Regions from separate parts of the Homo sapiens genome. Here region 1 is linked to region 2. Evidence: read pairs that join two places in POLR2A ChIA-PET (ENCODE). Cell type or tissue: CD4-positive, alpha-beta T cell. All regions are shown on one strand. Links, peaks and the distances in the headings refer to the core of each region. The heading gives the core; the rest is flanking DNA. Region 1 has its middle 41 kb from the start of LL22NC03-102D1.18. Region 2 holds the start of MIR650 (microRNA 650).

Evidence for each region. Peaks named below come from ENCODE experiments on the same cell type or tissue, not always from the same donor. Only the 100,000 strongest peaks of a DNase experiment are listed, where the experiment ranks them.
Region 1: POLR2A ChIA-PET joins it to region 2 with 20 read pairs; 7 of 35 experiments call an interaction of 5 or more read pairs at or near these places.

The regions. Positions count from the first base shown.
Region 1 is chr22:22,744,604-22,760,811 of GRCh38, reverse strand. It overlaps IGL, IGLV3-16, the pseudogene IGLV3-15 and IGLV2-14. Among named protein-coding and RNA genes, the nearest start is that of LL22NC03-102D1.18, 41 kb to the right of the region's middle. RefSeq lists an enhancer at 14,130-14,630. In CD4-positive, alpha-beta T cell, for the core only: a CTCF peak has its summit at 7,099 (motif pointing left); DNase peaks (open chromatin) are centred at 7,081, 7,571 and 8,121; H3K27ac peaks cover 657 bases.
Region 2 is chr22:22,810,695-22,826,250 of GRCh38, reverse strand. MIR650 (microRNA 650) reads right to left here and starts at 3,475; the gene lies at 3,380-3,475. LOC105372948 (a long non-coding RNA gene) reads left to right here. Exons shown (of 4, transcript XR_938047.2): 4 at 4,615-5,270. It also overlaps IGL, IGLV3-10, IGLV3-9 and IGLV2-8. In CD4-positive, alpha-beta T cell, for the core only: no CTCF peak of the experiment used is centred there; a DNase peak (open chromatin) is centred at 7,240; H3K4me3 peaks cover 1,800 bases; H3K27ac peaks cover 2,395 bases.

The DNA.
Region 1 (16,208 bases), core at 5,693-8,192, 65 kb after region 2:
AATTCTGTTCTAGAATTTTCATGGATTATAAAAACATTCAATACATTTAAAACTTAAACTATTTGTTTATTTGTCATTCTCAGAACCTCCATGTTCTCTTCTGTTTTTGGCTGCAGTCAAATGCTGATATTAGTAACCTTCTCTCTGAGCCTGCCCTGGATATTCCAGCTTTGGTACAAACTATCTTGCCCACATGCCCATCCCTCTCTCTCAGACTTTTGCCTTAGGAGGAGTCTATTCCTGATAAATTAAAGCTCTCCCAAAACTCGGAGCAAGCAATGCAGATAAATGTTATGTGATTGTGACACGGGGTTGTCTTAAACCCATGATACAATCAAATAGATGATGTGAGCATGTTCTTATCCAATGAAAGACCTCAGGCTAATACAGGAGGTGAAATACAGTGACCCTCACAGAGAGATTCCCACCTAGATCATATTCTGGTGGAATTTTCAACCCTCAGATAACCCTACAAACCAGGGACTGTTCAACCACATCCTGTGGCCATCCCTGGCCTGACACCTGTTTTTGTATGGCCTAGAGCTGACAGTGGCTTTTATCATTTTAAATGGTTACATTGTAAATGATGCTATACATACCTATGGAATATCCCCAAAGTTGATTCTTGAGCCACAAAGACTAAAATACTTCCTTTTAAAATTTATTTTTATGTTCTTTAATTTAATAGAGATGAGAGTTCACTGTGTGGCCCGGACTAATCTCAACTCCTGGGAGCAAGCAATTGACCCATCCTACCCTTCCAACACACTTGGGATTACAGGCGTGAGCCACGGTGTCCGGCCACGAAGATTAAAATTCTTCTTATCTGGATATTTAAGAAAAAGTTTCCCAAATCCTAAAAAAGAAAAAGTACTGAACTATTTCTGAAAAGGCCCAAACTTAAGCAGAACAGGAGACTCAAAAATAAAACCATAACAGGTATCATTTTTGAGTCTGACAGGTTGGCAAAAACTTCCACTTTCAACAATGTACTCTGAACAAGTACTTCCGGCTGGCATTGAAAATTGGTAGAATCCCTCTGGAGGGGAATCTGACAACAACGGGTGAAAATTACACACACACATCTTTCTGACCCTCAATTTCACTTTTAGAAATGAATCCTGTGGTCATATTCACACAGGAACTCAAAGGAGGCTGCACAGGGATGTTCGCTGCATTGTTATTTAAGATCAAAGTTGTGGCGATAACCATCAGAATGTAGTTGCTAAAATTCTACCCACAGTGTGGGAGATGGTGATGCATGTAGGGTGAAGACATCCCTGAAAAAAGCAGTGACTGCATCAATCAGGAAGCTCCTTGTCACTGTCCCTGCATTTGAAGAGCTAACAAGAGTTGCACATTCAGGGACCGCGGCACACAAGCATCAGGAAGCTGTCCCTGTCCTGGATGAGAAACCACAGAGCGGGTTTCCTTTTGGAATTCATGGTGGAAAGGGAAGGAGCTGAGAGAGAAGAATTCTCAAGGCCGCACTGCAGGAAGCCGCTTGCACTGGGTGAGGAAGCATCTTCAGAGCAAGGAGGGGGCCTGAGAGCCCAGGGCAGGTTTTGGTCTCAGTTCCCCAGGAACTTGGACCACTGTGGAGAGTGCTGCTGCTTGTATATGAGCTGCAGTAATAATCAGCCTCGTCCTCAGCCTGGAGCCCAGAGATGGTCAGGGAGGCCGTGTTGCCAGACTTGGAGCCAGAGAAGCGATTAGAAACCCCTGAGGGCCGATTACTGACCTCATAAATCATGAGTTTGGGGGCTTTGCCTGGGTGCTGTTGGTACCAGGAGACATAGTTATAACCACCAACGTCACTGCTGGTTCCAGTGCAGGAGATGGTGATCGACTGTCCAGGAGACCCAGACACGGAGGCAGGCTGAGTCAGGGCAGACTGGGCCCAGGACCCTGGAAAGAGGGAGAAACACATGCCAGTGAGTCAGTGCTGGGCCCCGGTGAGCCTGAGGAGCAGGAGACCAAGGATCAGCCCAGAGGTCCCTGAAGCCCCTTCCCTGGAGGCGTCACCTGTGCCCTGAGTGAGGAGGGTGAGGAGCAGCAGAGCCCAGGCCATGGTGGAGATGTCCTGAGAGCGCTGCCTCCTGAGACCCCAGCACTGGGCCTGCCCCCAGCCCTGTCTTATCTCCTCTGCCAAAGAGGAGGGTGGGGCCTGCATGCAAATCTCCACCTTGAGCTCCTCCCTTCACCCCACCCTCACCTGGGCCTGGGCTCAGAGGCTTCTGCTTCCTTGGATAGTGGAGCTCAGCTGAGATTAAAGTCCTTGTTTATCTATTCTGATGGCAGGATCTTAATTTTTTTGTACCTGATTTGCTCAGGAGAAAGATCTGCTGAAGTCCCTTACCTGAGTGATCTTCTGGCCCTCAGTGTCTCTGCTGTGTGGTGCCTGTGTCTCTGTGACCCTCCAGGCCTGGGCACACCCTGCAGTGCCCTCTGCTTGGCACCCACCTCCAGGTTGTCCCTACTGTCAGGAAATGGGGCAGCCCGCCCCGTGGAAACCTCTGCTAGGTGGCATTGGTCCTGAGGGCCGCAGTCCTGAGACCGAGTCCACTGCTCCCAATCCTTCCCCTGCCACTCACAAGCAGGTGACTTGTCCTTCCCAGCCTCTGGTTCTCAGCCTGAGAAATGGGGACCACAGAGTCCACTCTGCACACAGGTGATCCATGGGGATATGAGCCAGCAGGGGAAAGGGAAAGTTTGTTAACAGGCATTTCTGTGTTCACCAGAGTGATATTTATTGTGAGTGTTTGATTTATTAAAAGATTTACTTCCATTTTACTGTGATTTATGTGTCAGGTCACAGAGATGTGTGTTTCATGCTTTCTTGCTTTCCCCCAATGGAGTACATCCTCAGGACAACCTAAAGCTGACCGCTGTCAACCCTGAGACACTGAAGACACTCAGACATTCGAGAAATACAATTTTGGTTTTTTCCTCAAAATAATTTTAATATCTTTTCCTCCTTCCCCATTGCCTATGACAAATTTTTTTAATGATTCATATTAAAATAAATATTAATGAATTTAAGTTCCTTTTAAATATAATAACATACATTATCCTGTCTTCCCACCTAGAGTCATCTCTGAAACCATGACAAGTGCATAGAGCAGCTATTTGAGCACCAGGAAAGGAAATGGTACGCAGCAGTTTGGGATGGCCCCAGCAGATGAAATACAACAGGGTCGGTGTGAGACTTCTGGATTTCCTCTGTGTCCCCTGGCTGGGATCCAGACAGCCTCAGGCCTGGAGGGGCACAAACCTGAAAACAAAAAGAAGTCCGGAAAGTCCTCTTGCTCAGGATTGAAGATAGGAAAAGAAGCTTGTTTGGCTCAAAGTGAAGGCTCAGTCCCCTGCACAAGCAGGTGGTTCACACCTGTGTTCTCATCTCTCTTACACCAGCGCCTCTCCCTGGGTTCACACCAATGTCCTATGGATGGAGATGGGGCTTCCTGCACCAGGTCACTCCTCAGCCACTGTAACCTGAAGGGGTGCAGACCAGCACTGTTCATTCACAATATGATGTGAGCCTCATGGAAATCTGAATGTCTAGTCATCGCATTAAAAATACAAAGGGAAGAAGTAAATGAGTTAAATAATTTACTTTATTTACCTAGCATATCAAAATAGTATCACTTTCATATGCAATCTAAGTACAATTATTTGAGACATCTTATATATATACTTTGCATGGCAAGTGTTATTATTTTTTGAAGAATCTTTATGTGGAGATTGTGTGGCTGATGGAGATGTGAATGGGTTTCCTGTTGACAAGGGTGGGCTGTGGTGGCTTTTTAAGTGTCAACTTTGATAGGCTGAAGGAGGGGTGGAAAGAATGATTTTTTGCACAGAATGTGGAGGGTGGAGGTGGGCAGTGTCCATCCTGCAGCTCACCCTGCAGGTGCATCTGTGGTCCCTGCATGGGATGAGGCTGCTCCTCCTGCCCCAGGTTTCCCTGCAGGGAGATCTGACTCCAACTCTCCCTCAGACCCCACAGTGCCTGGCATGCCAGGGCCCTTTTCATTCCATACAAATGCAAGAAACACTCAGATCTCATTGGGCATTTGCAAACTCACAATGATCATTAGGAATAAACTGGTGCTTTCTGGTATACTGTGGCCTCCTGAGGTTCCTGATGGCTCACGTTCGGGATGACTGGTTATGTTATTTTGGGATGCCTGGAAGCAGACTCTGAGATGGAGCTTTGCTTTCACAGTAGGTGTGAAACTAAGTGAGGGAGGCAACACCGGGCACAAGGACACTCTGACCCACATTGAGTCTTCTACCATCCCAATAAGGAGCTGTGAAGCTGGGAGGATTTTCTGTTTCTCCCATATTGAAAGGGAGTCTTGAGAGCTTCACCTCAGGCAGTTATGAAACCACACCTTGCTAAGAAGGGGCATAAACCTGGAGGAGACAGTTTTCTCTGCTGACAGCCCTTCTCAGTGAGGGCACAGCTCTGAGCTGCCAGAGCTACCAGCAGTGCTGGGTGGGTGAGCTCAGAAGAGGGAATATGGGTGGATCCCACAGTGTCCACTCCACTGGTTTTCCTGAAGAGAATGGCAGGATGCCACGGGAACGTGAGCTGGGCAGTTCTGGAAACTGACTCAGGATATTCAGCCCAAGGACTAGCCTTCACCCCCTATGGAAATCCAGAGCCCAACTAAGCATGTCGACCTTGGTCTGATCTTCCAACCAGGCCCCACTTCCCCAAATCACAACTGATTCCTCCACACCTCAATATATCCTGGTCATCTCAGCCCTAAATTCACTCTTGATGCCCCCTCTGCAGAGCCTGCCTGGAGGGCCTGTGGAAAGGGCAGCCTGGGGGTCTCACATCCAGGTTAACTGGGCAACACACACTCATGGCTTTGTCCACTGTCTTCCTGGGCTGGAGGACAAGAGTGACACCAATGGAAGAGGTTTTTGTGTTTTGCTCCTTCATCTCCCTGTGTCACTGTGGGATGAGGAGTGCTAATGTCCCACATCTTACAGTAATAGCCTTGTCCCCACCCTGGGTCCTGTTGATGGTCAGGGTGGCCACGTTCCCCAAGTTGGAGCCAGAGAATCTCTCAGAGATCCCTGAAGGCCGCCCGCTATCCCCATAGATGACCCACACACGGGCCTGGCTGGCTTCTGCTGGTACCATTGAGCACTTTTACTTCCAATACTGCTTTCCCCACAGGTGATCCTGGTCATCTGTCCTGGGGCCACTGACGCTGAGGGTGACTGTGTCAGCTCATAGGTGACAGAGCCTACAAGGAAAGAAAAGGGGACAGAAAAAACTTGAAACTGAGGGTCTCAACCCAAGGATATCTGGCTACTTGCCAGGGCTGGAGTGAGCCCCAGGAATAAAAGAGCTCTCAGGGCACCTATGAGCACAGGAGCACAGAGTGGGGGCATTTCACCCCAACCAGCCCCTCCCCCTGCAGCAGGGTCACGAGCATCCTGCCCACCACACACAGGGCCCTGCTGAGCTCAGACTGACGGCCAGGCTGAACCTGGAGGCCTGGGGCTGGGCAGGTGGGTGAGACCCTGGGGGCAGCACCTGTGCAGTGAGTCAGGAGACCAAGGAAAAGAGGGGCCAGGCCATGGCTGAAGTGCCTCCAATGCTGCTTCTCAAGTCTGAGGCTGGGCAGGCTCCTCCCAGGTCTCTCAACCCCTTGTTGGAGAGAAGGGTCCATGATGCCAATCAGCAGAGTCAGGGGCTGCTGCTGGAGGAGCCTTGTGATTTCGAGAAGGGCACAGCCCCAAGGGACCCAAAGAGGTTAGGGGTGACCTTGCCCTCCCACCCTTTGCCCACAGGATCTCCTTTATGAATTGATTCCATATTCTCTGCACACATCCCCACATCACACTGTGCTCAGCCTCACTCCTGGGCTCCCTTGGTCACAGCAGAGCTCAGAGGTGACTTTGTCTGTATTTACAAAGGAATATGAAGTCCCTCCTATGGGATGGGTTTTGACCTGGTCTGGGAGGTGACCATAGAGTCATGCTGGTAACTGTGGAATTATCTGGGGTCCCCAGTCCCCTCCTCCATTCTATCTTGGCTCTGGAGGGAGGTATTTCATTTTGGTCTAGGCCTCTAATGTGTCCTATCATAAATATTTTATGTTAGAGAGGACATTTCTGGTGTAGGTCTAAATCTATTTTTAGACAGTACTTTCCAGAACCCAATGCAAGTTCCCTCTTCGTCTCCACTGTACAGGTGATAATGCACACCTTGGACAGGTGCGGGTCCCACCACAGCCCACAACCTCTGAGTGATAGAGGTCAATGAAATTCCTTATTTGCCAAGTGCGCACAGAGTGTTGGAAGATCCATGAGATGCTGGAAGTTTCTGCCTTGGCTGTGAGCTTCTAGGTAGGTCATTGCTGCTGTGCCTCAGTATCTCCAGGATGCTGTCAGGACCAGGGACAGATGAGGAGGTGAAGGAAATGTTTGCTCCATGAGAGAATGAGAGGGGGCTGCAAACTCCAAGATCCCCAGAAGTGAATGTTTATTATAAATATGATGTCTCCAGTTGCTGGGGAAAATGTATCAATGGATAAGAACTTAAGTCAACTAAAGGTTAATGAGCAACTATTTTGTGACTCACCAGGAAATCAAGAGCTGTGATTTGGCAGCTTCCCCAGGAGAGAGTCGGGAAAGACCAGGGACGGTGGATGTGGAGGGGCAGCTAGGAAGTTAGAAGCCAGCCACTATGTCTGCAGGACAGGGGTTCCCAGATCAAATGGGAGTAGGGGGATACCTGTGACCTCAGAGAGGACACTGCACATGAGGGGGATGCAGTTTTAGCACAACTGGGTGTGGAGGAGGGGGCGTTGTGAGAAGTCAAGTGCCTGGATCTGTGTCAGACAAAGAGTCAGCATGCAAAAGAGCTGAAGACAAAATGTGATTCTAGAATTTTTACATCAGTGTCAAGGACAATACTCTAGGACAATAAAGACCCTTTCCCTCTAAATCTGAGGTGGTGGTCACTGGCTCTTACTGCATGTCAGCATCTCCCTATCACCCAGGCCTGCCCCATCCCCAGGTCGCTTTGCCAGTTGATTCTCTGCTTCCCCCTGGTGGCTGCTCCACACTGTCGGCTGGGAGCTCAGGGACTTCCGGGGTCTAGGTGTGGATTCAGAACCTGCTGCTCAGGTCCTTGATGCCCTGATCTGTGGACGGCTGGTGCCAGGGGAGGAAGTCCTCTTCTCTGTGTGGCCCCTGCCTGACTCAAGACCAGGTACAAGGGGCTCAGCTTACCCAAGAAAATGCAAATATATATATATAGAGAAACAGTGAAACAAACCCCAATCATATTGGAGAACAGTAACTTGTAAACCTGTAACAGGCATTGTGAGGGGAAGAGCTGGCTCAACACCCTGCAGTGAAGAGTCTGCTCTGTGTGGGGACTGGAAAGGATAGCGGAAACCTGAGGGATCTGGGACCCAGATCAGTCCCTGTCTGATGTGATATCACCTTGTAAATGAAGAGCTGGAGGCAGATGTGTTGTGCAGTCGGGTGTAAGGTGGAGAATTTCCTGTTTATGCTCAGGTGATCTGTGAGGGGCTGGGCACACACACCCCCTCGTGGTCCACAGGATGCAGTTGCTGATGCTGGGACTGGTTAGATACAGGTGCGCTCAGATAGGCCCTTCACCTGTCCCTGTTTGCCTGGGGCTGAAGCCACTCAGGGGCGGTGGCTAACCTGCCTCAGCCGTCCTCCCAGTGCTCACCTTGCAGCCATAAGGAAATTAAGCTTCTGTCTCTTCCATTGATCCTGGGTCATGCTCAATGCACCCAGCACAGACAGGTTGACTGTTTTCTGGAATGTTCTCTGGGAGTTCCCCAATTAACTCAGCCATGCAGAGCAGAAGACGCGGCACCCCTTTCAGGGGCCACCTGATTGTTCCCAGGCTCTTACTCCAGAGGAAGACAAAGCCCTTGGCATAGCTGGGGTGTCTCCTGTGCCGGTGGGTAGGTGTTTGCAGAGAACAGGTTTCCTTGAATGTCACCATGCTTCCCAGCATTTTAACATGTGACAGCAATGCATCAGTAACATTTTTTGGCTCATGAATCTGGATAGAGAAGCAGCTGTTTGCCAGGTTATTACACAAAAACCTTTGCGCAACATTTGCTGTGCCTTCCATGTGCTGACTCATCACATGTGGCAGCGTGGTCTTTCCCATGCTTCTTCCTGCTCCTGGTTCAGGCCTTGTTCCTTCCACACCAGGGCATCCCTACGTCCTCATCAACCCTGTATTGTTCCTGCTCTGGGCAAAGCCTTCAGCGAATAATTAACCTGCTTCCTCAGTCTGTTCCCTCAAAGTCACTTTGTGAAGCTGAATTTCTACCTCAGTTTACTGTGAGTCAGTGGCTGTTAAAAGTCATCCTCTCCTTCACCTGTGTAATGGCTGTGATTGGCAGTGAAGGTCTTCTTACAGAGCACCTGCTGAATGCTAGTGGCTGGGTGCTGGAGATTCAGTACTGGAAATTCCATCTGCAGAATAAACAGTTCCCTCAACTTCTAAATCCATCAATAGGTACTGCCCACACACACATTGGTGGGTAGGGCCATCATCAGCTGCTATCTTCCCTCTATCAACTCAGTGCCCAAAAGTCGTAACACCCTTCCCCTTGATAGTGAAAATATCAAATGGACCCATCACTTGAGCAAGGTCCTACTGCACACAATGAACCTGGTCCAACTGTGCACCAGAGACTTGAGCTTTTCTTGTGGAACTTTTGTTGGGTTCCAAGGAATACTGTTTGAAAAATGTTGGGTCAGAGAGAAATAACATCCAATTGTCTGCATGAAAACTTAAGGGTCTTGGCTGGTAAGGAAACTAAACAACCATAAGAGACATTCGTGTGCAACTGGGAAACATGACCACAGTCTGCATAAAAGAGAGCTGTTAGTATCCTCACTTGTGATAACGAGAGAGACAGAGACCCCAGTATGGCCTTGTCCACAGTTGTCCCAACCAGAAACAGTATATATATATATATATATATATATATATATATATATGCTGATGGCAATAATCTGTAAACTTCAGTGTGTACACATGATTTCATGATTAAACCAGTTGTACTTTTTTTTTAAGGTGGCATGGACCCAAAGAGTGAGCAGCAGCGAGATTTTTTGTGAAGAGTGAAATAACAAAGCTTCTACAATGTGGAAGGGGACCCGAGCAGGTCACCCTAAACCAGTTGTACTTTTAAAGAAGGAAATAAAAAGACTGAGACATCCTAGTGAGAAAAGAAAGCCCAATAAATGTGGCCCTAGAGACTGGAATCAGACATCTCTCCTGGAAAAGGGCATCACCCTCACCCAGCAGGACCCTCCCTTCACACCTGCAGCCCTGGGACATGCAGCAGAGGCGCAGGTCCTGGGCCTGGCATCAAGGGTTTCTTAGTGAGCTCCTCAGAAAGCAGCCCAGAGCCCAAAGATAAACTCCAAACTATCAGGGCGCTGGGGGCACATCCAGTCAGGACTGACCTACCTGGGGAAGGTGATGGGACTTTGGGGGCCATGGGAGGTCAGTGTGCCCCAAACACAGTTCCCAGGTGGGACCAAAGGTAGTGTCTGTGCTTCCTCTTCAGTTTCTGAGAAATATCAGTACAGAAAGGGCCCTGAGGCCAAAAGGGGCTGGGTCTCCAGTCCTTGTCAGGCATCAGGCAACCTATTAGAATGTGGGGGTCAACTCATCTGGAAACCAGAGGAGACACAGCCCCTGGGGCTTCCACTGAGCTGGTTTTACCCAAGGAAAGGAGAAATTCTGCAGGACTGTGCCCTCTGCGACAGCTCTCTCCTCCCCTGCATGACGTATGATTACAACTGGGACCATGTGCTTTTGTGTGGATTCCTAAACTGTTCATGTACACCACAAACCTGACAAAGGTCCTGGCAGCTCTGACCACCTTCACCCTGTCCACTTCTCATTGGACACATGCAGGCCCTGAGAGGATGGAGAAGCTGCTCAGAACCTCCAGCCCCTCAGGGGCCAGGTTAAGACCAGAGAGGACACCTGACCCTGAGGCCTGACCTATAGCTGCTCAGAGGGCAGGTGAGAATGAGAGGCAGGCCGAGGTGGGACAGTACTGTGGCTAGTCCCTATCTCTCTGTGTTACTATGAGTCCCTGCCAGCTGCTCCCACTGTTATTATCTGCAGTATAGTAATAGTCAGCCTTGTCGCGGGCCTGGGCCCCACTAATGGTCATGGTGGCCATGTTCCTTGATTTGGAGCCTAAGAATTGGGCAGAGGTCCCTGAGGGTCACTTGCTGTTATACCAGATTACAAGCACCGAGGCCTGGCCTGGCATCTGCTGGTTCCTAAGTGTATGTTTATCCTGAGTTTATCTCCAGAGCATGTGATCATGGTTGTCAGTCTCAGGGCCACCAAGACTGAGAGCAGCTGTCTCTGTATGTAGGAGGCACAGGCTGAGAGGAGAGGAGAGCAGAGGAGAGGAGAGGAGAGGAGAGGAGAGGAGAGGAGAGGAGAGGAGAGGAGAGGAGGGCTTGAGGATGAAAGGCCCCTTTACAGAAGGTCCCAACCCAGAGCTGAAGTCAGGGTTTGGGAGGCCAATTACAGTGTCATATATTGAGTGGTTTAATGGAGGGTCTTTCACCCTTTGTAAAATGTCTTTTAAAATATTTTCACATTCCTGCCTTATAAATTTTTCACAATTGAAAGAATGTTTCCTCTCTCAATATAAAAATACATTTTTCTCAGTGTTGCTGAAACCTTAACTGGGTAGCAAGATGTGGTTGAGGGGATCCCAGGGTAGGTGGGGACCAAGGATTGGCATTTTATGGCCAATGACACTGTGGTTTGGTTGCCATAATGCATAACTGAGCCAACAAGGAATCAAAATAATCAGACAAGATCGTGGGTGTGGTTTAGGTGGTCCTAGTGTCCCAGACTGGAAGCACGTGAGCAGCCCCCCCCCCTACTTATTTTGTTTTGAATGAGCAGAAAACACCATTTGAGAAAGACTGCGAGGGCTCCTGAGCCTTGGCAGAGGCTCTGTGTGATTGTGGCCACAGAGCTCACCACGAGACTCAAGTTGCTGATATGCTGGATTTCGTCTGAAACACAGTCCCGGGTGGCCATTTTAGGCAGCTCCCCAATCACACGGCAGGGATGTATTTGTGACTTGAGGGATTAGGTTACGAGGGCCAAGTAAGTTGCGTGAAGAGTTGGCCAAACAGACATGACCCAAGCCCTGCACCATGCCTTCCTCTCACCCTACAGCCTTGGCCTCCAGAGTGGCTCCCTGAGATCAGCTGCCTAGTAGGAGGCAATTAGGCTGGGGTTACAGATGTTTCTGCAGGACATGCATCCACCACTGGTGTGAACGGTGCTAGTACTCCACCTGGCCTCTGAGAATCCCTGAACAGCAGTGGTGGAAGAACATTCTCCTTAAAGCAGAATTTTAAGCAGTGTAATTGGCTCATGTCACCTGCAAAGAGATGGGCAGAGGTTCCTAATTCATGGGCTGTGACTCAGGGTCCTGGAATATGGTCAAGGATGTTCAGGAACTTGGGAGAGATACAACAGGAATACTGATCACAAATATGTCAGGGGGAGAGATGTGTGAGTAGACCTCCTCCAGTGGGCAAAAAGCATGAGAATTTTTTTCCATATATAAATACTCACTAAGTCTTCTGTGAAAATGAAGTGATTTTGCTAATCAGGTGAGTAGGGTGACCTGTTCTATGGACACCAGGCAGCCTCCGTCAACCACTCCTGTCATTGTCCAACAGACTCCAAAAAAATGTGGCCATGGTGGCAGGGATAGAGGCTGATAATGGGCTCATCAATGTGAATTTCCACTAACTGGAGCTGGCCTGGCTGAAGCCACTGCTGGGTGACAATCTGTCAACAGCAGAGACCAACACAGGCATCCCTATAGGATGACCTTCTCTGTGGAAAACAGCCAGGGGCCTGCTTGATATTAATTTCATTAGAGCTCTTCCATCATGGGAGAGACAGCTCTTTTTCCTTACTAGCATTGGCATGTACAGAGGATTTGCTTTCATTGACAGCAATGCTTCTGCCAAAACTGTTATCTCTGGATTACAGAATGATGCACCCATCACGATGGTATTCCACAGGAGGTTCTGACCAAGGAACTCGTTTCACCGCAAATAAAGGGCTATGGGCCTTTTCTCCTGGCATTCAAGATTCTTACTCTTGTCCCCAACATTCTGAGACATGTGGCTTATATGAATGGTTTAATGACTGCATGGAGACTCCATTACTGCACCAGGCAAGTGGCAAGTATGTGTAGGGTTGGGCAATGTCTTCCAGGATGGGGCATGTGCTGTGCATCAGTGCCCAATAGATGGTGCTGTTTCTCCCACAGTCAGGATCCACGAGTCCAGAATCAAGGAGTAAATTGTAGTGGCTCCACTCAAAAATGCCTTTAGTGATCCATCAGCAAAAATTTGACATTCTCTCATCCCGACCTCAGGCTCTGTGGGTCTAGAGGTCTTAGGTGCACTGGAGGAATGCTTTCCCAGAGGATACAACAATGACTGCACTGAACTGAGACCTGAGAGTTCCCCACATCCCTCTGGACATGCCTGCATGGATGTCTCCCTGTGTCTGTCTTTCCAGTCAGACCCTCCATCAACAACTCAAACCCCAGGCAAAGAAACACAGGACTGCCAGGCCTGCCAGGCACAAATCCACTGCAGACTGACTCCTTTGCAGCGCCTGCCTGGAGGGCTGGAGGGAAGGGCAGCCTGGGGGTTCAAATTTGGGTGAATTTGGCCAAGCCTGCTCATGGCTTTGTCCACAGTCCTCCTGGGGCAGAAGGAAGGGGATGAAATAGAGGGGGAGGGGTTTATGTTTCACTTCCCTGTCTCCTTGTGTCACTGTGGGATAAGTACCACTGCTGTCTGCTGATAGACAGTAATAGTCAGCCTCGTCTTCTGCCTGGACTCCACTGATGGTCAATGTGACTATTGTCCCTGAGCTGGAGCCAGAGAATCGCTCAGGGATCCCTGAGGGCCTCTCGCTGTCTTTATATATCACCAGCACAGGGAACTGGCCTGGCTTCTGCTGGTACCAATAAGCATATTTTTTTGGCAATGCTTCTCCAGAGCAGGTGATCCTGGCCATCTGTCCTAGGGACACTGACACCGAGGGTGGCTGTGTCAGCTCATAGGAGGCCTCAGAGCCTGCAAGGAAGAACAAGAGAGGGGGCTTGAAGACAAAGGACCCATTTCCAGGAGTCCCACCCAGAGGCTGTGTCTGGGCTTTGCTCAGGATTCAGGTCAGGCTCAACTTGGAATCTGTGGGGACTGAGCCTGGGGAAGGGCCTGGGGTCAGCACCTGTGCAGAGAGTGAGGAGGGGGAGCAGGAGAGGGATCCAGGCCATGGTGAGATTCCCAGAGCTGTGCCTCCTGGACCCACAGAACAGTTGGGCTCCGCAGGCCTCTCTTATTCCCTCTCAGGCTTTCGGGGGCAGTCAGTGTTAAGCGTTTATGCAAATTTACATCCTCTGTGGCTCTTCCTGGAGAGATGTCTCTCAAACCAGCTGTGAGGGCAGCACAGGCAACAGGAGGAACAAGCAGGGTCTCTGGTTAGAAAATCAGCTGCAGCCTTCAAGCCCTGTGATCATAGACCTTTGTGGGAATTAACCTCATGACCACTGTCCCAAACCTCGCTGACCTGGGGTCTGTCCTGGGCCAGGCTCAGCAGAGCTGTGGACCTTCCAGGAGGTTGGCCATGGGGCTGAGCTGGGCTCTGTGGAGAGATCATGATGACACCTGACTCAGCAGCAGGTGGCCCAGGGACCCATGATCTTCCTCCTCCTGGTCCCTCAGACTCAGTCCCCTCTTGTTCATTTCATCTAAATGCTGTGCTGTGTCATTAGGACACTTGCTGATTATTCAGTGGGAATATTTGGGTCATTTAAGCAACCACACACCCCTGTGGAGTCAACATGGCATCTGGTCTCATTTCAGTCGTGGTGCTGCTCCTGCTACATCACCCCTCATTGCCACAAGAGATTAGCAATCAGCACCGTCAACTTGTCTGTTATTTATTCATGTTTTTCTCATCAATATTTTATGTAAACTTGCAAAAAGCAGCAGAAAACCACACTGGACTGAGAATCTAACGTTAGGTCCATGGTCTCTGTAAGGGTCCCAGGGTCATGGTCTCTGCACAGCATGTGAGCTCCAGAGATTGGGTGGTCCCTGGTTACTCCAGCCAGGCCCCTGCTCAGTGTCCTGTCACTGAGCGTGGACAGCACCATGGTCAGAGCTGTGGCCTGAGGCAGGTGAGAAGCCCTGTCCCTCTGAAGAGTGTCTCCTGAAGGAGGCTGGGGATGCCCATCCAGGGCCAGGGTCCCAAATGCCCCACCACACCCACCCGAGACTCCCCTGAGTACAGGAGCTGCCCCCTGAGTCAGAGTCCGCCTGGAGCTGGAAGGAAAGGCAGAGGGAGGAGGGGTCGGGTGTATCTGGAAGTGCCCAGGACAGAGGGCTCAGCTCCCCAGGACACTGCTGGACCAGGAGGGATGACACCCTGAGAGTGGCAGGAGGCTCAGGCCGCCATCCTGGGTGAAGAACCCGGGCCCTGGGAGCCCCATCACCTCACACTATACCCCCTCCTAGAGCACCTCGACCTTGGGACGCCTCCCAGGGATTCCCCTTCCTGAGGAAGCTGCCCAAGCTCACATCTGGGCCCAGCCTCCTCCAGCTGCATTTCCCTGGTGAGGCCTTCACTGTGCCAGGCTTCTGTCAGTGTCCTGGGGTGACACCGTGTGTCTGACCCTCAGAGCGTGGTCACTGAAGCCTGAGGGGATAGGATGAACTGCACTCACTTTCAGTCTGAAGACAGATTCTTGGACACCTGTTGAACCCCAGGCTGGCCTTCTCTTTGCCCCAGCTGGGCAGCCCCAGCCTCTCTCCTGAAAGCTCCTGGCTGCAGCTCTGCTGCCCCCAGCTGGTGGAGGAGACTCAGCCCATCACCGCATGTTTCTGGTTCTGCAGCTTAGCTGTGAGCTAACATCACCACCGTCGGCACCATTAATTTCTTGTTTGTCTTTATTTCATTCCATACTTCTCAGAGTTTGTGCTGAGAGGATTTCTACACTACCCTAGTCTGTCTTCCTGATTAAACTGGGACTCTCCTGCTTATTCTCAGCTGGGGACTGCTCTTCCCACCATACAGAAAGCAAGCTCTTTTTGAGTCCCTTTCTTGGAATCCCTGCAGAGGAAAGACAAGAAGTTTTGTCTGAAGCCCATTGAAGCCCATTAAGTGACATCCCCTCATCAGGCTTTAATTCGCATGACTTTCGTTGTTTTTCTGTCTTTTAATTTTGAATGAAGAAAGAGCTTCCTCAGTTCAGTATAAGGCTCCTCACTTCACAGCAGGTAACACTGAGGCCAAAAGAGACTAAGTGGCTCAGGAGAACAGAGAGCAGTGGGGGCAAGTCCAGGAGCTGGCCCAGGTGTCCTGAGTTCTGAAACTGGGCCCGTTGGGGTGGTGCTTAACCAGGATGGGGAGGGAGGGGGCATGAGGGCCAGGCAGGCAGTAGGGCTGTGTCCCATGGACACACTGCCAATCCCCATCATGGCCTGCCCATCCTGAGAAGCCCACTTCAGCCCGCAGAAGGTGGGGGCTGTACCCCAGGCTAGAGCTGGAGAATCTGTTGGATTGGGGGCTGCTCTGAATGCAGCGCCTGGCCTGGCTCCTGCTGGTTCTCTCTGCACTGTTGCCTGCTGCACTCTCTCCTGAGCAGGTGGGGGACAGGTGTCTCATGGCCAACTCTACTGGGGGTAGCTGAGTCTAAGAGACCACAGGGGCTGCAGGATAAGGAGACTTTAGGGCTCATTCTCAGGGTCCCATCTCCTGAAATATCACCTGGGCTGAGCTCAGGGTCAGGACTAGGATTAGGGTCCTGTGGGGGCTTAGCCTGGGGCAGCATCTGTGCAAAGAGTGAGGAGAGGTAGCACGTGAGAGGTCGAGGCCATGGGGAGACATCCCAGAGCTTTGTTTCTGGAACCCATAGCTGAGCCTCGTTTCCTCAGGCCTTCTCCATACTCTCAAAAGTCCCCACGAAAATGCTCCCTCCATCGCGCTGGACTGCAGATAACTTGGCAGACTTCAGTGTGGGCTTCAGGGTTTGGTTCATGTGGAATTCTTCTTTTCATATCTCATATGAGAGTGATTGTTGCTGCTTATT
Region 2 (15,556 bases), core at 5,806-8,305:
ATCCAAACAAAATTAATCTCTTGTGTGCATATTAAACTACTAATTCCAATTTTAGCATTGACAATCAACATTTTGATGTGCAAATAAAGAAATCTCTCAATAGTTATGAAAAAAAGCAGTTGTTTCCTACTTAATGTTACAGTTCCTTTCTGGGTAAGGGTGTTTGACAGTGGAAAAGAAGGGTGTTCAATGAGATGTTTCCTTATGTCTAAGAAAAAAGGGAAAAAAATTTCATTTAGAGAAAATGATAATTTCCAGCATAAGACATTATGACTATCAAGTTCCTGTTCTGTTCCTGGCAATTTGTTGTAGGGCCTTAACAGCTTAAAATCTCAAGCTTCCATATTTCATTGCTACATTCTGAGTTTTAAAATCTACATGCTTTATGTAAATTTGCAACACATTTAAACCTTAAACTTCATTTATTTATTTATAATCCCCAGAACTTCAAAGATCATGCATGTTTTTGGTTTCAGCTACAATGCTGATTTTATGATGTTTTTCTCTGAGCCTGTACTGGTTTATTCCAGAGTTGGTGCAAGCTTCCCTGACCATTTGCTGCTCCCGGTACCTCTGATTTTCCACCTAGGGTCAGTCTATTTCTGATATACTAAAGCTTTCTGAAAACTCAGAGCAAATGGATGAGATGAAAAACATGAGACTGTGACACAGGGCTGTCCTGGGAAGACCCAAGATCCAATTAAATAGATGATACAAGTATGTTCTTATCCAAAAGCCTCAGGCCACTATAGGAGGTAAAATACAGTATCCTTCAAATAGAGATCTCCACCTAGAACATATGCGGTGGAATTCTCAAACTTCAAATTACCCTACAAATCAGGGACCGTTAAACCACATCCTGTGGGCCATCCCTGTCCTGCCACCTGTTTTTCCATGGCCCCAGAGCTGAGAGTGGTTTTTATAGGTTTAAATGGTTACACTATAAATGGTGCTAAAAATACCTACAGAATATCCTCAAAGTTGACTCTTGGGAACCACAGACCAAAATCCTTCTTATCTGGACATTTAAGAAAATGTTTACCAAATTATAAAAATAAATAGCACTGAAGTATTAGAGAAAATGCTCAACTTCAAGCAGAACAGGAGAAATCAAAACTAAAAAAAGATAACATTTTTAAATCTGCTAGGTTGAAAAACATTTAAACTTTCCCCAGTGTACTCTGTTCGAATATTTATGGCTGACATTGCGAATTTGTAGATAACCCCTCTAGAGGAGAATCTGAGGACAGTGAGTGAAAATTACAAGCACACATCCTTTTGACTCAGCAATTTGACTTCTAGAAATTTATTCTATGGTCATGTCTACATATAAAATCAAAGGAGTCTACATAAGGATGTTCGCTGCAGTGTTATTTATAAGATCAAAATAGTGATAATAACCATTAAAAGTGAGTTGGCTAAAATTCTACCATAGAATACTCTACAACCTTTGAATGAATGGGGCAGTGCTCTATGCCTAGGATGTCTCAGCAAAGAATAAAAAATAGTGCATGCATGGGATGGTCTTTTACATGGAGGACAAGGACAGGGGCCTTCACTCCACTCTCTCCTTTATCCTTGAGATGATCTACATCTGCCAAAGAGGTTAGGAACTGCGGAAGTCTCCCAGCCAGAGGGAGGCTTCCACAGCCAGAGGGAGGCTTCCACAGCCAGAGGGAGGCTTCCACAGTTCCTAACCTCTTTGGCAGATGTAGCCTGAATGCAGCCTGGCCTGACAGCTTGGCTGCAACCTCGTGATTAACCAGGAGCGAGAATGACCAAACTAAGCTACTCCCAATTCTAGGTGCATCCAAGTCACAAGGTCACAGACATGTGTTCTCTTAGTGTGCTAAGTTTTGTGAGTGTTTTTTTATGCATCAATAGACAATACACTTTGGTTTTTGAAATAAATTTTAGTGTTTATATTTCAGGTACACAACATGATGTTATATAGTAGTTACTTTGTAAATATATATAGTAAACTAGTTACTTTGTTTTAAATATAATCTGTATAATCGAAGTTTAAGGAGCCTAAACTATATATGATAATAGCTGTATTTAACAACTGGCTCAGAAAATTTAAATATTGGACCCAGCTAATGTCCGAATGTGTTCTAAATCAATTCTCACCATTAGATTATTAGGGATTCCAGGTACAAAAGTATTGACAGCCATGAAAATTAGAAATGCTCGATGTCCATGAGGAAGGGAGGTGGACTCAGGTTAACTCTTTCCTGTGGAGCCATTTTGGAATCCCCCATCCTATGGGAAGACCGTCCACTTGTGAGGAGTTTCCAGGACAGGGCCTCAGCGATGTGAGGGGAGGAGAATTCTGCGAGAGCACTGAGCCTGTCACTCAAAATCTCCCCAGCTCAGCAACCTGAGGAATTTCGGCAAAGAGCAGGAGCAATAAAAAGAAAAACAGCAGCATCCTCTTTGTTCTTAATCCCTCAAAAACATCTTCAAGTCTTCTTAAAGTGGTCACTTTAAGCTAGGAGGGCCATCTTCATTAGAGCGTGGTGGACACAGAGTGGAACAAGATGCAATTCCTGGAAACTGGAAGCCATCCCCCTGATGGCTTCTGTCCAGATTGATCTGCATAGTGTGACAGATGGGGGATGCATTTAGAATGAGGATGTTCCTGAAAACAGGAGGGACTGCACCAAGCAGTAAACTCCTTGTCCCTACGTCCCTGCATTGAAGAGCTAGGAATAGTTGCACGTTAAGGGACCAGAGCACACAAGCAAAAGGAAGTTGCCACAGTCCTGAACGAGAAATCACGAGCAGGTTTCCTTTTAGACCTCATGGTGGGAAAGGAGAGGAGCTGAGAGAGGAGAATTGTCAAGGCCATCCTGCAGGAAACCCTTATACAGCGTGAGGAAGCATCTGCAGAGCAAGAAGGGGGCCTGAGAGCCCAGGGCAGGTTTTGATCTTACTTCCTCATTGACTTAAAACACTGTGGAAATTGTTGCTGCCTGCATATGAGCTGCAGTAATAATCAGCCTCATCCTCAGCCTGGAGCCCAGAGACGGTCAGGGAGGCCGTGTTGCCAGACTTGGAGCCAGAGAAGCGATCAGGGACCCCTGAGGGCCGCTTACTGACCTCATAAATCATGAGTTTGGGGGCTTTGCCTGGGTGCTGTTGGTACCAGGAGACATAGTTATAACCACCAACGTCACTGCTGGTTCCAGTGCAGGAGATGGTGACTGACTGTCCAGGAGACCCGGACGCGGAGGGAGGCTGAGTCAGGGCAGACTGGGCCCAGGACCCTGGAAAGGGAGAAACACAGTCTAGTGAGTCAGTGCTGGGCCCAGGTGAGCCTGAGGAGCAGGAGACCAAGGATCAGCCCAGAGGTCCCTGTGGCCCCTTCCCTGGAGGCATCACCTGTGCCCTGAGTGAGGAGGGTGAGGAGGAGCAGAGCCCAGGCCATGGTGGTGACGTCCTGAGAGCGCTGCCTCCTGAGACCCCAGCACTGGGCCTGCCCCCAGCCCTGTCTTATCCCCTCTGCCTCAGAGAAGGGCGGGACCTCCATGCAAATCTGCATCCTGAGCTCCTCTTCTCACCCCACCCTCACTTGGGCCTGGGCTTAGAGACTTCTGCTTCCCTTGACAGCGGGGCTCAGCCAAGGAGACTAAAGTCCCTGATTGTCTATTCTGATGACAGGAAGTTGATTTCTTTGCACGTGATTTGCTCAGGAGAGAAAAATCTGCTGAAGCCCCTCACCTGAGTGAGCTCTTGGCCCTCAGTGTCTCTGCTGTGTGGTGCCTGTGTCTCTGTGACCCTCCAGGCCTGGGCACACCTCGAAGTAACCTCTTTCTGGCACTCATTGCCAGGTTCTCTCTATTCTCAGGAAATGGGGCTGCCCAACCCCACTGGAAGCCTCTGCTGGGTGGCGTTGGTCCCTGGTCTGCCCAGCGGCAGCCTCGTCCCATCCCCACTCCCATGCTTTGTCCTGAAGCATCTGCACCATCAAATCCCTGGAGCACATCAGCCACCCCAGGCAGTGCACCCACATCCACACGGGCACATGTGGGTGGGACCCTGTGAAGGGAACAAGGAGCACCAACCAGGGCCACAGTCCTGAGCCTGAGTCCGCTGCTCCCAATCCTGCCCCTCCCACTCATGAGCAGGTGACTTGTCCTTCCCAGCCTCTGGTTCTCAGCCTGATAAATGGAGACCACAGAGTCCGTTCTGCATACAGGTGATCCATGGGGATATGAGCCAGCAGGGAAAAGGGAAAGTTTGCTAACAGGCCTTTCTATGTGCACCAGAGTGATGTTATCTTGAAAGGTTTATTGAAAGATTTACTTCCATTTTACTGTGATTTATGTGTCAGGTCACAGAGATGCACGTTTCCGGCTTTCTTACTTTCCCCCATCTGAGCACATCCTCAGGACAACCTAAAGCTGACCTCTCTCAACCCTTCGACACTGAAGACACACAGACATTCAATAAAGACATTTTTAGTTTTTCCTCCAAATGCGTTTAATCTTTCTTCATCTTTCCCCATTGCCTATGATGCAACTCTTTTAATGTTCCATATTAAAATAACTATTAAGGGATTCAGGTTCTATTTAAATATTGTAACATACACTATCCTGTCTTCCCATCTAGATTGAGCTATAAAACCATGACAAGTGCATGGAGCAGCTATTTGAGCACCAGGAAAGGAAATGGTACGCAGCAGTTTGGGATGGCCCCAGCAGATGAAATACAACAGAGTCAGTGTGAGACTGCTGGATTTCCTCACTGTCCCCTGGCTGGGACTCCAGACAGCCCCAAACCTGAAGGGGCACAAACCTGAAAACAAAAAGAAGTCCAGAAAGCCCTCTTGTTCAGGATCGAACTTGGGAAAGAAAACTTATTTGGCTCAAAGTGAAGGCTCAGTCCCCTGCACAAGCAGGTGGTTCACACCTGTGTTCTCATCTCTCTTATACCAGCGCCTCTCCCTGGGTTCACACTGATGTCCTATGGATGGAGACGGGGCTTCCTGCACCAGGTCACTCCACAGCCCCTGTAACCTGAAGCCCTGCAGACCAGCCTTGTTCAATCACAATGTGATGTGAGCCTCATGGGAATCCCACTGTCTAGTCATCATGTTATAAATACAAAGAGAAGAAGTCAATGAGTTTAAATAATGTATTTTATTTACCTAGCATATCAAAAAGAGTATCATTTTCATATATAATCTAAGTACAATTATTTATGATATATATCATATACTTTGCATGGCTATTGTTATTATTTTTTGAAGAATCTTTATGTGGAGATTGTGTGGCTGATGGAGATGTGAATGGGTTTCCTGTTGACAAGGGTGGGTTGTGGTGGCTTTTTAAGTGTCAACTTTGATAGGCTGGAGGAGGGGTGGAAAGAATGATTTTTTACACAGGATGTGGAGGGTGGAGGTAGGCAGTGTCCATACTTAAGCTCACCCTGTGGGTGCATCTGTGGTCCCTGCATGGGGTAAGGCTGCTCCTCCTGCCCCAGGTTTCCCTGCAGGGAGATCTGACTCCAACTCTCCCTTAGACCCCAGAGCACCTGGCGAGTCAGGCTCCCTTCTCATTCCATGCAAATGCAAGAAACACTCAGATCTCATTGGGCGTGTGGATACTCACAGTGCTAATTTAGGAATAAACAGGTGCTTTCCAGCATACAGTGGCCTCCTGAAGTCCCACATGGCCCATGTTGGGGATGGCTGGTGATCTTAATTGGGTTCCCTGGAAGCAGACTCTGAGATGAGGAATTGCATGCACAGAGGATGTGAAAGGAGGTGAGGGAGGCAACCCTGGGCAGGAGACCCTGACCCTCATTGAGGTCTCAAGTCTTTCCTACAGAGAGCTGTGGAGCTGGGAGGATTTTCAGGTCTTCCTATATTGAGGCAGAGTCGAGAACTCGGCCTCAGGCAGTCATGAAATCTAACCTCACTGAGAAAGGGCATAGACCTGGAGGAGTCTGTTTTCTGCACCGAACAGCACTTTACAGTGAGGACACAGCTCTGACCTGCCAGAAGCTCCCAGTAGTGCTTAGTGGGTAAGCTCAGAACAGGGGATCTGGGCAGATCCCACAGTGTCTACTCCATTGGTGTTTCTCTAAAGAATGACAGGCTACCACAGGAGCCTGAGCTGGGCAGTTCTGGGGACTGATCTAGGACATTTGGGGCAAGGACTGGCCTGTCACCACCTATGGAAATCCAGAGACAACTGTGGATGTCTACCTCAGTCTGATCTTCCATGCAGGCCCTATTTTCCCAAGTCACAGCTGAGTCACCAAAACACCAGTCCATCCTGATCACATCACCCTAAATGAACTACTGATGCACTTTCTGCAGACCCCGCCTGAAGGACTGGAGGGAGGGACAGGCTGGGGGCAGAGATTAAAGAGAATTTAACCAGATCTGCGTAAGGCTTTGTTCATAGTCCTCCTTGAATTAGAGAAAGAGGGTGACATAGATGGCGAAAGGGTTTGTGTCTCACTTCTTCATCTGCCTGTGTTACTGTGTGCAGTGCTGCTGTCCCACACCTGACAGTAATAGTCAGCCTCATCCCCGGCTTGGGCTCTGCTGATGGTCAGGGTGGCCGTGTTCCCCGAGTTGGAGCCAGAGAATCGCTCAGGGATCCCAGAGGGCCGGTTGCTATCCCTATAGATGACCAGCACAGGGGCCTGGCCTGGCTTCTGCTGGTACCAGTGCACATTTTTACTTCCAATGTTGTTTCCCCCACAGGTAATCCTGGCCGTCTGTCCCAGGGCCACTGACACTGAGAGTGGCTGAGTCAGCTCATAGGAGGCCACAGAACCTGCAAGAAAAGGGGAGAGAATAGAATAGACTTGAAACTGAGAGGCTCAACCCAACAATGCCTTCCCACCTGCCTGGCCTGAGTTTCAGGAATAGAAGTGTCCTCAGGGGACCATGAGCACAGAAGAACAGTGTGGGGGGATTTCACCTCCAGCAGCCCCTCCCCCTGCAGCAGGATCATGAGCATCCTGCACACCACAGGCAGGGCCCTGCTGAGATCACTGTCAGGCCAGGCTGGACCCAGAGCCTTGGAGCTGGGTAGGTGGCTGGGACACTGGGGGCAGCACCTGTAAAGTGAGCAAGGAGGCTCAGAAGGAGAGCGGTCCAGGCCATGGCTGCGGCACCCCCGATGCTGCTTCCTGAGGCCCAGGCTGGGCAGGTTCCTTCCAGCCCTCTCTTATCCCCTTGCTGAAGAGAGCAGCCTGTGATGCAAATCAGCAGAGTCAAGGGCTGCTACTGGAGGAGCTTTGTGGTTTCCAGAGAAGGGCTTAGCCCCAAAGGATGCAGAGAGGGGGAGGAGTGGCCTTGCACTCTCACCCTCAGCCTACAGGATCTCCTTTACAAACTGGTTCCACGGTCTCTGCAGATATCTCCACACCACGCTGTGCTCAACCCGACTCCTGGGCTCACTTGGTCATGGTAGAGCTCATAAGTGACTCTGGGTGTTTTTCCTAGGATACATGAAGCCCTTCCTATGTGATTATCCCTAACTGTTGCAGGAGGTGGCCATAGAGTCACAGTGGTGATGGGGAAATTATCTGGGGTCCCCAGTCCCCTCCTCCATTCCATTCTGGCTCAGGAGGGAGGTGGTGAATTTTGGTCTAGGCCTCTAGATGTATCCTGATCATGAATAATTTGTGCCAGAGAGGAGATTTTGGGTGTAGGCCTAAATCCGTTTTTGAAGACACTTTCCAGAACCTAATGCAAGGACCCTCTATCCACACTCTACAGGTGACAGCATGTGCCTTGGATAGGTACAGACCCCACCCCAGGGCACAGCTCCTCAGTGCTAGAGAAGAATAAAATTTCTTGGTTGCCAAGTGCACATGGAGTGTTGGAAGATCCATGGGATGCGGTAAGTTTCCTCGTTGGCTGTGAGCTCCAGGGCAGGTCGTACATGCTGTGCCTCAGTGTCCCCAGGGTGCTGTGAGGACCAATGACAGATAAGGAGGTCAAGAAAATGTTTGCTCCATGAGAGAATGAGAGGGGTCAGCAAACTGCAAGACCCCTGGAAATGAATGTTTATTATGACTAAGTTGTCTTCAGTTGCTGGGGAAAACAAATCAAGGAATTAAAAACTTAATTAAGTCAACAGAAGGTTAATGAGCAACTATTTTGTGCCTCACAAGGAAATTGAGACCTGTGATTTGGCAGCTTTCCCAGGAGACAGATGGGAAAGCCCAGGGACAGTGGAGATGGGGAGCAGCCAGGGAAGAAGAAGCTGCTGTGTCTACAGGACAGGGGCTCCCAGAGCAAAGGGCAGGGAGGGGGACACGTGTCACCTCAGGAAGGACACTGTGCGTGACAGGGACAGCATTTTAGCACAACTGGGTGTGTGAGGAGAGGATGTGTGGGGAAGTCAAGTGCCTGGACCTTTGTCAGGGAAATAGGAGCATCTACAAAAGCTGAAGATAAAATTTGATGCTAGAATTTTTACATCAGTGTCAAGGACAACACTCTAGAAAAAGAAGGACCTATTTTCCCTCCAGGTGTCAGGTCGTGGTCACTGACCCTCCCTGCATGTCAGCATCTCCCTGATGCCCAGGTCCACCCCATCCCGAGGTGGCTTTCCCAGGTGACTCTTTGCTGCCCCCCTGGTGGCTGCTCCATACTGACTGCTGGAGGCTCATGGGCCTCCTGGGTCCAGGCATAGGAACAGAACCTACTGCTCAGGTCCCTGATGCCTTGATCCGTGGACTGCTGGCCCCTGGGGAGGAATTCCTCTTCTCTGTGTGGCCCCTGCCTGACTCAAGACCAGGTAAAAGGGGCTCAGCTTACCCATAAAAATACAAAAAATACAGAAACAATGAAAGCAAACCCCCATCATATTGGAGAAGAGTAACCTGGAACAGGAGTGTGAGGGGAAGAGTCTGCTGTGTGTGGGGATCTGAGAGGACAGCGGCAACCTGAGGGGATCTGGGACCCAGACCAGTCCCTGTCTGATTTGATATTGTCTTGTAAGTGAGGAGCTGGGGGCAGGTGTGTGGTGCGTCAGGTGTGCGGAGGGAAATTTCTTGCTTATGCTCAGCAATCTGGGAGGGGCTGAGCGCATACACTCCCTGTTGGTCTCCAGGATGCAGTCGCTGAGGCTGGGACTGATTAGACACAAGTGGGCTCAGCCCCCTCACTTGTTCCTGCTTACCTAGGGCTGAAGCCACTTAGAGTGGTGGTTAATCCGCCTCCACACTTCTCTCCCGGTGTCCATCATGCAGCCATGGGGAAATTAAGCTACTGTTACTTCCACTGATCCTGGGTCACCATCAATGCACCAGCACAAGCAGGTTGACTGTTTTCTGGAAAGTTCTCTGGCAATTTTCCTTTTGTTTCAGTCGTGCAGAGCTGACTGATGGGGCACCTGCCTTTCAGAGGATACCTGTTTGCTACCAGGCTCTTACTCTAGAGGAAGACAGAGCCCTTGGCATAGCTGGGGTGTCTGCTGTGCCTGTGGGTAGGTAGGTGTTTGTAGAGAACAGGTTTTCTTGAATGTCACCATGCTTCACAGCACCTCCACACCATGGTATCACTAGGTCCTCAGTGATCCTGTGATTCCTCCTGCTCTGGGCAAAACCTTCTGCTACTAATTAACTTGCTTCCTCAGGCTGTTCCCGCAAAGTCACTTTGTGAACCTGAGTTTATTCCTCAGTTTGTTTTGAGGGTTAATAGCTATTAAGTCTCACTCACCTTCACCTGTGTAATGGCTGATTGGCAGTGAAGGGCTTCCTCTTACAGAGCACCTGCCGAGTGCTAGTGGCTGGGTGGTGGAGATGCGGCACTGGAAATTCCATCTGCAGAATGAACAGCTCCTTCAAGTTCCAAATCCATCTATAGACATTGGCCACATACACATCAGTGCATAAGGTCATCATCGACTGCTATCTTTCCTCCATCGACTCAGTCCCCAAAAGTCATAATGCCCTTCCCTTTGATGGTCAAAACATAAAATGGACTCAACACTGGAACGAGGTTCTACTGCACACAATGAACATGGTCCAACTGTGCACAAGGAACTTGAGTTTTCTTGTGGAACTTTTTGCAAAATGTTTCATAAGCTTCGGCTTCCAAGGAATACTGTTGGATCAGAGAGACATGGCAACCAAATGTGGGCATGGGAAACTTCAGGGTCCTGAAAGGCAAGGAAATTGAGCAACTATAAGAATCGTTCTTGTGCAACTGGAGAATATGATTATGGTCTGCATAGAAGAGTGCTATTAATAGTCTCACTTGTGGTAGAGAGAGAGAAACAAAAAGACGACTATGGCAGAGTGTCCACGGTTACCCCATCTAGGAAGAGGATGTGTATATATATGCGCTTGTGACAGTAGTCTGTTAACTTTGATGTATACACATGATTTCACCAAAAAGCAGTTGTACTCTTAAAGAAGGAAACAAAAAGACTAAGAGATTCTAAGTGAGAAAAGAAAGCCCAGTGAACCTGTCCCTAGGGCCTGGGATGAGAGATCCCTCCTGGAAGAGGGTGCCAGCCTCACCTAGCAGGACCTGTCCCCTGTGCCTGCAGACCCGGGATATGGAGCAGAGGGGCAAGTCCTGCACTTGGCACCAAGGACTTCTTAGTGAGCTCCTCAGAAAGCAGCCCAGAGCCCAGAGATAAAATCCAAGCTATCAGGGAGCTGGAGGCACACCTAGTCAGGTCAGACAGGTCCTGGGAATTTGGGGACTGGGAAAGGTCAGTGTTCCCTGAAGACAGTCCCCAGGTGGAACCAAAGGTTGGGCCTGCACTTCCTCTGCAGTTTCTGTGAAATGTCAGGACAGGAAGGCTCCTGGGGCCCACAGGGGTTGGGTCTCCTGTCCTCCTTAGGCCTCAGGTGCCCCATTACAATGTGGGGTCAACTCATCTAGGAAACCAGAGGAGACACGGCTTCCACTAAGCTGTTTCTACGCAAGGAAAAGACGAATTCCAGTAGGATTGCACCCTGTGAAACAGCTCTCTCCTTCCCTGTGTGACGTGTAATTACACATGGAGCCATGTGACACTATATGGATTCCTGAAGTTCTCATGTGTTCTACAAACCTGTAAAAGGTCCTTGCAGCTTCAACGAGCTTCCCCCGTACAGGTTTTATTGAACACATGTAGGCCCTGAGAGTATGGAAAAGCTGTTACGAATCTCCGGCCCTGCAGGGACCAGGTGAGGACCAGAGAGGACACCTGATTCTGAGGCCTGACCTACAGCTGCTCAGAGGGCAGGTAAGAATGAGAGGCAGGCTGAAGTGGGACAGTTTGTTGCAAGTCCCCATCTGTCTTTGTCACTGTGAGTCCCTGCCAGCTGCCCCCACTGTCACAATCTGAGGCACAGTAATAGTCAGCTTTGTCCCTGGCCTGGGCACTGCTGATGGTCAGGGTGGCCATGTTCGCTAGTTTGTGGCCTAAAAATTAAGCAGAGGTCTCTGAGGGCTGGTCGATGTTATACTAGAGGACCGACATTGAGGTCTGGCTTGGCTTCTGCTTGTTCCAAAATGCGTGTTTATTCCGAGGTTATCTCCAGAGCATATGATCATGGTCATCTGTCCCAGGGCTACCGACACTGAGGGGAGCTGTCCCTGCATGTAGGAGGCCCAGGGCTGTGCAGACAGGAGGGTAGAGAAGGGTTGATGACAGAGACCCATTCCCAGAAGGTCCCAACACCGAGGCTGTGCCTGGTCTGAACTCAGGGTTTGGGCTGGCCATTTATGGAGCAATTTATTGAGTGGTTTAATGGAAGGTCTTTCACTCTAAGTAAAATGTCTCTTAAAACATTTCCACACTATTGTCTTATAAAATTTCCACAATAGAAATAACTAATGTTTCCTGTTCTCAATATAAAAATAGATTTCTCTTAGTGGTGCTAAAACTGAATTGGATACCAAGATGTGGTTGACAGGACCCCAGGGTAGGCAGGGGCCAAGTAGTGGCATTTTAGTGCCTAAGACACTGTGGCTTGGTTACACTAATGCATAGCTAAGCCAACAAGGAATCAGAATAATCAGACAAGATCATGGATGTGGTCTAGGTGGTCCCAGTGACCCTAGACCTGAGGTAGGCGAGCAACCTCCCCATTGTTATTTTTCTAAATGAGCAGAAAGCTCCATTAGAGGAAGACTGGGGGGGCTCCTGGGCCTCAACAGGGGCTCTTTGTGACTGTGGCCACAGAGCTCACCATGGGACACAAGCTGCCAATGAGCTGGATGTTATCTGACCCCCAGTCCGAGGTGGCCATTTATAGTGGCCTCCCCATCACATGGCTGGGCTGTACCTGAGACCTGATGGATCAGGTCACAAGGACAAATAAGTTGCATGAAGAGGTGGCCAGATAGACACGGGCCAACTCCTGCCCCATGGCCATCCTCTCACCTTACAGCCTGGGCCTCCTGAGGGGCTCCCTGGGACCAGCTGCCTAGGAGGAGGCACTTAGACTGGGGTTACAGAGGTTTCTGCAGGACATGCAGCCATCCCTGCTGTGGACAGTGCTAGTATCCCACCTGGCCTCTGGGCTTCCCTGAACAGCAGTGGTGGAGGAACACTCTCCTTAAGGCAGAACTTAGAGCAGTGTACCTGGTTCATGTCATCTGCAAAGAGAGACGGGCAGAGGTTCCTAGTTCATGGGCTGTGACTCAGGGACTTGGAAGATGATCAAGGATGTTCAGGGACACAGGAAATACAATCAGAATATTGATCACAACTGTGTCTGAGGGAGAGATGTGTGAGCAAGCAGAAAGCATGAGAATATTTATCTCCTATGTGAATATTTTGTGAAGTCTGACATGAGAAGGAATTGATTTTGCTAAACAGGTTGGTAGGATGGGTGGCTCTCTGGACACCTGGCAGTCTGCCCCAACCACTGCCATCATTGCCCAATTGGCTCAATAACAAATGCCCTATGGTTGCAGAAAAGGAGGCTGTCCATGGACTCATCAAAGTGGACTACCACTCACTAGAGCTGACCTGGCTGTAGCTACTGCTGAGTGACCATCTGCCAACAGTGAAGACCAACAGGAAGATCCCTATAGGATGCCTGGTTGATATTAATTTCATTAAAGCTGTTCCTTCATGGCAGGGATAGCTCTTTGCTCTTGCCAGAATACACACTTAGTATAGACAGGGATTTGCTTTCTTTGACTGCAGTGCTTCTGCCAAACCTTTTATCTCTGGACTACAGAATGCTTCACCCACCATGATGGTATTCCACAGGGGGCTTTGACCAAGGAACTCATATCACAGCAAATAAACAGCAACCATGGGCCCATCCTCATGGCATTCAAGTGTCTTACCATCTTCACCAATGTGGCATCTGGCTTATATGAATGGCTCAGTGTCTGCTTGAAGACTCAGTTACTGTGGCAGCAGGATGGCAAAAACATGTAAGGTTGGGCAATGACTTTGAGGATGGGGCATGCGCTGTACAGCAGTGCCCAATATGCAGTACTATTTCTCCCACAGTCAGGATCCATGAGTCCAGGAATCAATGAATAAATTGTAGTGGCTCCACTCAAAAACGTCCTTAGTGATCCATGAGCAAAATTTAATGTCCTCCCCCACAACCTCGGGCTCTGTGAGTCTAGAGTCTTAGTTGCACTGGAGAAATGCTTCTTCCAAGAGATAAAACAATGACTGCATTGAACTGAGAGCTGAAAGTTTCCCCTGTCGCTCTGGGCTGTTCATGCCTGCATGGATGTCCCGCTGTGTCTGTCTTTCCACTCATACTCTCCATTCACAACTCAAACCGTGGGCAAGGAAACACAGGGCAGTCTGGCCCTGCCAGGCCCAAATCCACTCCTGACTCATTCCTGCAAAGTCTGCCTAGAGGAGTGGAGGGAAAAGCAGCTTAAGGATCTCCTAACCAGGTGAATTCTGCCAGACCTGCTTATGGGTTGGTCCACAGCGGTCCTGGGGCTGGAGGGAGAGGGTAAAATAGATGAAGAAGGGGTTTGTGTCTCACTTCCCCATCTGCCAGTGTCACTGTGCTATGATTACCACTGCTGTCTGTTGAGTAACAGTAGTAGTCAGCTTCATCCTCCACCTGGGCCCCACTGATAGTCAAGGTGGCCATTGTCCCTGAGCTGGAGCCAGAGAATCTCTCAGGGATCCCGGAGGGTCGTTTGCTGTCCTCATAGATGACCAGCACAGGGGCCTGGCCTGACTTCTGCTGGTACCAATAAGCATATTTTTTTGGCAATGCATCTCCAGAGCAGGTGATCCTGGCCGTTTGTCCTGGGGACACTGACACCGAGGGTGGCTGTGTCAGCTCATAGGAGGCCTCAGAGACTGCAAGGAAAACAGGAGAGGGGGCTTGAAGATCAAGAGCCCATTCCCAGGGGTCCTACCCTAAGACTGTGTCTGGGCTTTGCACAGGGTTCAGGGCAGGGCCAACTTGGGGTCTATGGGCACTGAGCCTGGGGCAGGGCCTGGGAGAAGCACCTGTGCAGAAAGTGAGGAGGGGGAGCAGGAGAGGGGTCCAGGCCATGGTGAGATTCCCAGAGCTCTGCCTCCTGAGCCCACAGCACAGCTGGGCTCCCCAGGCCTCTCTTATTCCTTCCCAGGCCCTATGGGGCAGTAAGTGCTTGGTGTTCATGCAAATTTCTATCCTCTGGGACTCCTCATTGAAAGATGTCACTCAAACTAGCTGTGGGGGCAGCACAGGTGACTGAAGAAGGAGTTGGGTCTTTGGTCAGAAAATTAGCCTCGACCTCTGAGGCCTGTGATCACAGTCACCTTCCTGGGGACTGGCCATATGACCACTGTCCCAAACCTCTCTGACCTGTGGTCTGTCCTGGGCCAGGCTCAGCAGGGCTGCGGGCCTTCTAGAAACCTGGCTTGGGGCTGAGTTTGGCCCTGCTGAGAGATCATTGATGAAACCTGACTCAGCAGCAGGTGGACCAAGAACCCACCATATTCCCCCTCCTCTCTGGGTCCCCCAGCATTACTTAGTCCCATCCTGGTCATTTCATCTAAATAACGTACTGTGTCGTCAGGATACTTGTTAATTATTTCAGTAGGAGTAGGTGGTTCATTTACGCAACCACACACCCTTGTGGCATCATCTGGACGTCTGCTCTCATTTCAGCCATGGTGCCGCTCCTTTTAGGCCATCCCCCATCCCCACATAGATCAGCCATTGCCATCCTCAGCTCTTCCATTATTTATTTATTTTTTCCTATGAGTATTTTGTGTAAACTTGTAAAAGGCCCCAGAAAAGCATCGGGGTTCTCAGTCCAGTGTGTTTTTCTGGTGCTTTTTACAAGTTTACATGAAATATTGATGGGAAATTCAACTTTAGGCCTGGTGGTCTCTGCAAATATCCCAGGGACACAGCCTTTGCACAGAGTGTGAGCTCTGGATGGTGGGTGGTCCCTGGTCTCTGCAATGCAGCAGACTCTTGTCACTGAGCCAAGGACAGCCTTGTGGTCAGAGCTCTGGCCTGAATCAGGTGAGAACCCCCTTCCCTCTGGAGAGCATCTCCTCTAGGAGGCCCGGGAAGCCCCACCCAGGAACCGGGGCCCTGAATGTGCCGCCCCACCCACCTGAGACTCCCCTGCGCACAGGAGCTGCCC